2 separate regions of the Homo sapiens genome follow, and region 1 is linked to region 2. The links are chromatin loops, found by intact Hi-C in ENCODE. Cell type or tissue: GM12878. All regions are shown on one strand. Each heading gives the region's core, and the rest is flanking DNA. Links, peaks and the distances in the headings are about the cores only. Region 1 overlaps SLC38A4-AS1 (SLC38A4 antisense RNA 1). Region 2 overlaps SLC38A4-AS1 (SLC38A4 antisense RNA 1).

Region 1 (2,801 bases), core at 209-2,708, 130 kb after region 2:
GGCCACTTTTCCATAGGGCTGCTATGGTATGCTTCAGGCCTGCTCCAGTTCCTAGTCACCTTGGATTTCGCAAAACCTAGAGGTGTCACCAATGAAGCCTGTGAAACAGCAAAGATGGTAGCCTGTCCCTTCCCCTGGAAGCTTTATCCCAGGGAGGTACGAACCTGTTGTCAGCCCAAAGACACTTGTAGGAAGTGGCTGGGGACCCTGGTTGAGAGGTCTCACCTTGTGAGGAGGAACAGGATTGGGACCCACTTAAAAAAGCAGTCTGGCCTTGTTTTGATAGAATAGCTGCATTGTGCTGAGGGTTCACTTCAGCCCTTGGTCACCTCAGGTACTCTGAAGCCCAAAGGCTGGAACAGTTAAGTTGCCCAAACAGCAAAGATAACAGCCTGCCCCTCCCTCTGGGAGCACCCTCCCAGGGGGAATTCACAGTTCTTTTGGCTGGAGAGCTCAGGTGGGAGTGGCTGGAGGTCCTGATTGGGAGGCCCCACTCGTGAGGAGGAACAGGATCGGGCACCTGCTTAAAGCAGCAGACTGGCCATGTTTTGGTAGAGCAGCTGTGCTGTGCTAGGGGATCTCTTCTGCCCTGGATTGGCTCAGACTTTCCAAAACCTGAAGGCTGGAACGACTAAGGCACTCAAACAGCAAAGATGGCAGCCCACTCCTCCCCAAGAAGCTCCTTCTTAGGGAGGTGCAATGCTGCTGCTGGTAGCCGGCTGGAATTTCAAGCCAGTGGGTCTTAGCTTGTGAGGTGGTGAGGATGTGGGGCCTGTGGACTGTTCCTGCTCAGCCCCCTGGATTCAGCCTCTTTCCTAAGGGTAGGTACAGGAATCTAACCTCCGATTTTGCCAGAGCTGCAGCTACTTTTGCCAGAAAGCCCAAGCACCTAAACCTCCACGTTCTCCACACATGCCTGAGTGGCTGTTCTGGTGAGAATCCAGATGGCTCTGTCAGACTGAAGACTGAAGGCCCTGGTGGTGTGGGTTCACAGGGAGATCTCCTGAGCCAAGGGTTGCAAAGATCTGTTGGAGAAGCGATCCCAGGGTCACTCATTCACTCACTGCTTTCTAGGACTGGGGAGGATCCCCTGGCTCTGTGCTGTTCCCCAGTGGGCCGTTGTTCAGTGTCCTGCTTTTCTTTGTTTTCTGTGTGTCAGGTTGTTTCCTTGGTTAATCCTAATGCGAGTACTTGCATGTTTCAGTTGAAGGTATTGTTTTTACTCGCCCCTCTATTCCTCTCCGTGAGAGCCACACATGCTAGCTGCTTCTAGTTGGCCATCTTGGCCACTCCACCCCCACTACATTTCTATGTAGCTTAAGCCTAGTTTTCAATAGGGCTTAATGACATGCCTTGGAGAGTTCCTCTCATCAGTTTTGTTTCCACTACCTCTGGGTTGGTTTCATTTTCAGGTGATCTTTCTCTCCTGGTTGCAATATAGTTACTAGAAACCATAAAAGCCTCCCAAGCTGAAATGCTGCAGACAAAATTTGAGAGTCTTTGGTGTGGCATCCCCCACTAAAGTCTTACTGCCTCTAACTGGATTATTTGAGTATCCATAAAACTATCATTATGATCAAGAAAATGTGAAATATTAATTAGATTAGACCTGGTTTTATTCTCTACTCTAAGGTTAAAGTATGAACTAGTTTGGAAGAGGGATTACTTCAAGGGGGACCAGTAGAGGGGGCAGTGTATGACAAGTGGCAAAAACAGTTGATGGCATGTGATTATTTTTCCCTCTGCATGCATGGCAAACATGAGAATCAATTATAGTACTTTTTTTCTCATTGTACCTGGACATGGCTTCAGCAACTTTGTCAACGTAGGGCTTTAGTCAGCCACTAACAATCCACAGGAGTTGGCAACCAAGATAAACATTTTATACCATCACTAGCCTAAAAGCAGAAAATACATGGAAATCCTTAAAGGAAGGCATGCTTTTACTCACCAGTAAATCAAGGAAAATGCACACTAAAAGAATTCTATAGTAAGACCAAAATTGATCATTGATGAATGGAGCATTTTTAGTTACTCCTTCCTTTGTGGGGTGTGTGTGTGTGTGTGTGTGTGTGTGTGTGTGTGAGAGAGAGAGAGAGTTTATTATGAAATATTTTGTTTATAGTTTCTGAAAAACTCTCTGAAGTTGTGAGACAGTGATAAATTTGTTCTTTTCAGGGTGGTCATTAAAAGCATTGGAAAACATTCTGTGATTTCAGTGGCATAATGTGACCAAAATAACTCTTTATTTTTCTACAAGAAAAATGCAAAACATAAGCAACTGAAATCAGATGTAAGCAGATTGGCTTCCTTTGAGGGCCCAGTGGTCAGAATTTTAGAAATTCTTAGCCTGAACCCTGACTTTGTGTTACTGGCACCCAGGACTAGCATGTAGATAGCCACCCATGTGACCAGGGGAGTCCCAGGAGGCCCATTCCTTCCTGTGCCATCCTCCCAAATGCTCCCAGCATTTGCTAACTTAGGCCAGAAATTCCAGAATTAAATATTTATTTTTGTGACTTGAAAACTTTGCTTCTTTGTTCTCCTTTTAAAATGACCCTTAGAAGGACCCTATGAAGAATGGACCATTAAGTTCTACTGGCCCTTTACAACACTATCAGGAGTGTCAATTTGTCTTTTGAAGGCAGGTTTTATTATATGAGAGGTGGGAAAAATATTGGGGGATGGGGTACCAAAAAGGGACAAAAGTGTCCAGAAAGAGGAGGCTGAGAAAGCCAAAGACAGATGTGTTCTCTCACTTTGTTGTAATGCCTTAGCTGCAGCCTTGGGGATGTGATTCG
Region 2 (2,801 bases), core at 204-2,703:
GGGGAGTTAGTTGAGGTTATTTCCACAGTAGAGCAGATTTGCTTAAGTAACCCCCTGACAAAAATAGCTTAGTTCCGCCTCCCCGCAGCATGCCTGCCCCTCCCTGCTGTGTGCATTTCCCCCAGTCCTTCAGTCGTTAAAAATTTTCCCATTTCATTTATACTCCAGTTTCAGTTCCGTTGATTCAAAGTTTTGGGACTTAGGACAAGTTTGCTAGCTTCTCTGAGCCTCAGTTTTTTAAACCGTTAAATAGGAATAACAGCATGCTGAGTGCCAAGAATTAAAGAAAAATTTATGTGAAAATATAGATTAGAAAGAAAACTAATATAAATGCAGGGGATTATGATCATAATACTCATAAAACTTCAGTACTCCCTGGGAAGATCCAATGGCCGTCAGTCATGTGCACGTGATCAGAATCTGGGCCATCATATTTTTTTAAGCAAGTTGATGGCCTGAGGGTTCTTGGCCAGGTGGGAGGAGGCTGCTCTGGGATGTTGAAGAGAGATTTTAAAAAGGAGATGGAAGGCTGTGAAAACATAGTTCAAATTGGAGGGAGCTTGGGCAGATACCACCTTTTCTTTTAAGGAATGAATGTAATTGCTTGCATTTTGTCTCTACTTCCTTCCTCTCATTGATTTATTCCGAAGGCTAGAGTTTCTACTTTACATTCTAATTCATCTGACATAGCGTGTTTTTAAAAAACTTAGCATTGCTTGCTTTGATTTTCCAGTTGACTTTTGCTGATGGAGCCTCTCTGAAGGGCAAATTCAAAGTACAGCTGGGTGCTGCAGCACTGGAGTGCGAACTTGTGGCTGTGGTTATGAAGGAGCCTCGTCAGCTATGCCTTTAGCCCCTGGTGAAGCAGTGCCAGTCACACTTTGCCAGTCAAACGGAGAGGCAGCAGTAGTAAGACCAGACCAAATCAAACCAAACCAAGCAAACCACGGGGAATGGAGGTAGGTGAATAGCGCCAAAGAGAATGATGGCTCACAACACTTCTAAGCATGGTGCATATATCAGTTCATTTAAGCCTTATGATGACCCTATGGGGTCAGTACTATTATCGTTATTATCCCCAACTGAGGCACAGAACAACTGTGTGACTAAGCGACTGTACTCAATGTCACACCACTGTTAAGTGATAGAAGTGACATTTTAACTCAGGCAGCTGGATCTGGAGTTTGTCCTCTTAACTACTACATTAGCAATTCTCAAACTTTTGGTCTCAGGACCCCCTTGCAGTCTTAAAAAGTATTGAGGACCACAAAGAGTTTTGTTTATGTGGACTATATGTGTTGATATTTATAGTAGAAATTAAGACTAAAAACTTAAAAGATAGTCAATGTATTTAAAAGTAATAACCAACTCACAATATGCTAATATAAATGACATTTAAAAGTGAAAATAGCTATGTTTCTCCAAGTGCAAAAGGTTGAGAATGGCATCGAAGAATGAAGAATCAAAGAATGGTATCATTTTATAGTTTTGCAAACTTATGCACCATACTGTACCTCTTTTGGTGTGACAGTGGTTAAGAAAAGAGGAAATGAGAGAGACTAAAAGGTACAAGTGAGGGGAACTCAAGACCTGTCTCAGTGAGCCCCTCACACTCTTGTATGAGGAAGAAATGATAACTAAAGAATCGTCTGTAAAGTGTACAGCAGCATCTGGATTTTCATGCCTGGTTTAATCTTCGATAGATTGTCTGGATTCATTCTCTCTCTGTGTGGGTGTGTGTGTGTATGAGCATACACACACATATTTGAGGTTAGGTAAAAAACTTTGTCATAAAATATATGTAAACTGGAAAGGATTTTAGAGATTATCTGACAGTTCTTTTTTTATGGATGAATGCATCTGAGGCCAGACAGGAAAATGACTTATTGCTGGTTGAATTGCTGATTAGTGGCTGGATTGGAGGTAGAACCCAGATCATCTGCCTCTTCATTCTACTCATGTCCTGTCATGGAAATTAGTCAATCCAATTATTATTATTATAGAAGTCTGTTTTCACCAGAAAGTTTGTGAACTGACAACCGTAAAATCTGTGGTAAATTCACAGGCTTCATCAATGACACTATGAAATATTGACCCTCAGCTTCCCAGATTGCAACTCCCCAAGTCTTGGTCTGTTTGCTGTTAGGATTTGTTACAACTTCTTCCTTATTGCCTTTTGTTACACAAGCAGTGCTGAATATGGGCTGGATATTGGAAAGAGGGCAAGAAAATGAGAACCCACAGTTCTGTGACGTGACAACACTGATTGGCCAGTCACTGTTATCTGCAGGATGTGCTTTTCTTAAGGATGAACATATTTTGGTCCACAAGTTTCCAAGACAAGCACATTCCTGCCAACATGATCCTTGGACAAACTGTTCTGGAATTTGAACTTGCTACTGGAAGAGGGTTAAGTCCAGGACACACACACACACACACACACACACACACATTTCAGTGGGGGGCAAGCCATAGTTGGTTATGTTAGCACCTCATTATACAACAGTTTCAAGATAAAGTGATTCCAGATGTGCTCTCAGTAAGTACCTAGTACTTATGTTTTTAACCCATTAGGCTAAAAATCTACTTTCAGAATTTTGGGGAAGCCAGAGTTAGTTAATTAACTAGTCATTCCTAGTTACTTCATAAAGTTGATTCTAAGTCGACTATAATTTGCAGTATGTTTCATGTTAGAGGATACCCATTATAACCATATGAAACATACATATTTATAGACACATATATGTATTTTCACACAGACTTGCCTTTGACAATGATTAGAAGTTCATCTGAAGTACTGG

Evidence for each region. Hi-C counts contacts between places; a loop is a spot of excess contacts. Peaks named below come from ENCODE experiments on the same cell type or tissue, not always from the same donor. Only the 100,000 strongest peaks of a DNase experiment are listed, where the experiment ranks them.
Region 1: a loop joins it to region 2, with 4 times the contacts of the local background. A loop is called at or near these places in 15 of 110 quality-filtered maps.

What each region holds. Positions count from the first base shown.
Region 1 is chr12:46,516,069-46,518,869 of GRCh38, forward strand. All of the region lies in intron 3 of SLC38A4-AS1 (SLC38A4 antisense RNA 1), which reads left to right. Among named protein-coding and RNA genes, the nearest start is that of SLC38A4-AS1, 130 kb to the left of the region's middle. RefSeq lists enhancers at 846-895, 1,086-1,175, 1,346-1,525. In GM12878, for the core only: a CTCF peak has its summit at 1,685 (motif pointing right); a DNase peak (open chromatin) is centred at 1,373; H3K4me3 peaks cover 501 bases; H3K27ac peaks cover 2,500 bases.
Region 2 is chr12:46,387,014-46,389,814 of GRCh38, forward strand. It overlaps SLC38A4-AS1 (SLC38A4 antisense RNA 1), which reads left to right. Exons shown (of 4, transcript NR_125380.1): 2 at 734-959. Among named protein-coding and RNA genes, the nearest start is that of SLC38A4-AS1, 4.7 kb to the left of the region's middle. In GM12878, for the core only: no CTCF peak of the experiment used is centred there; DNase peaks (open chromatin) are centred at 895 and 1,558; H3K4me3 peaks cover 1,812 bases; H3K27ac peaks cover 2,500 bases.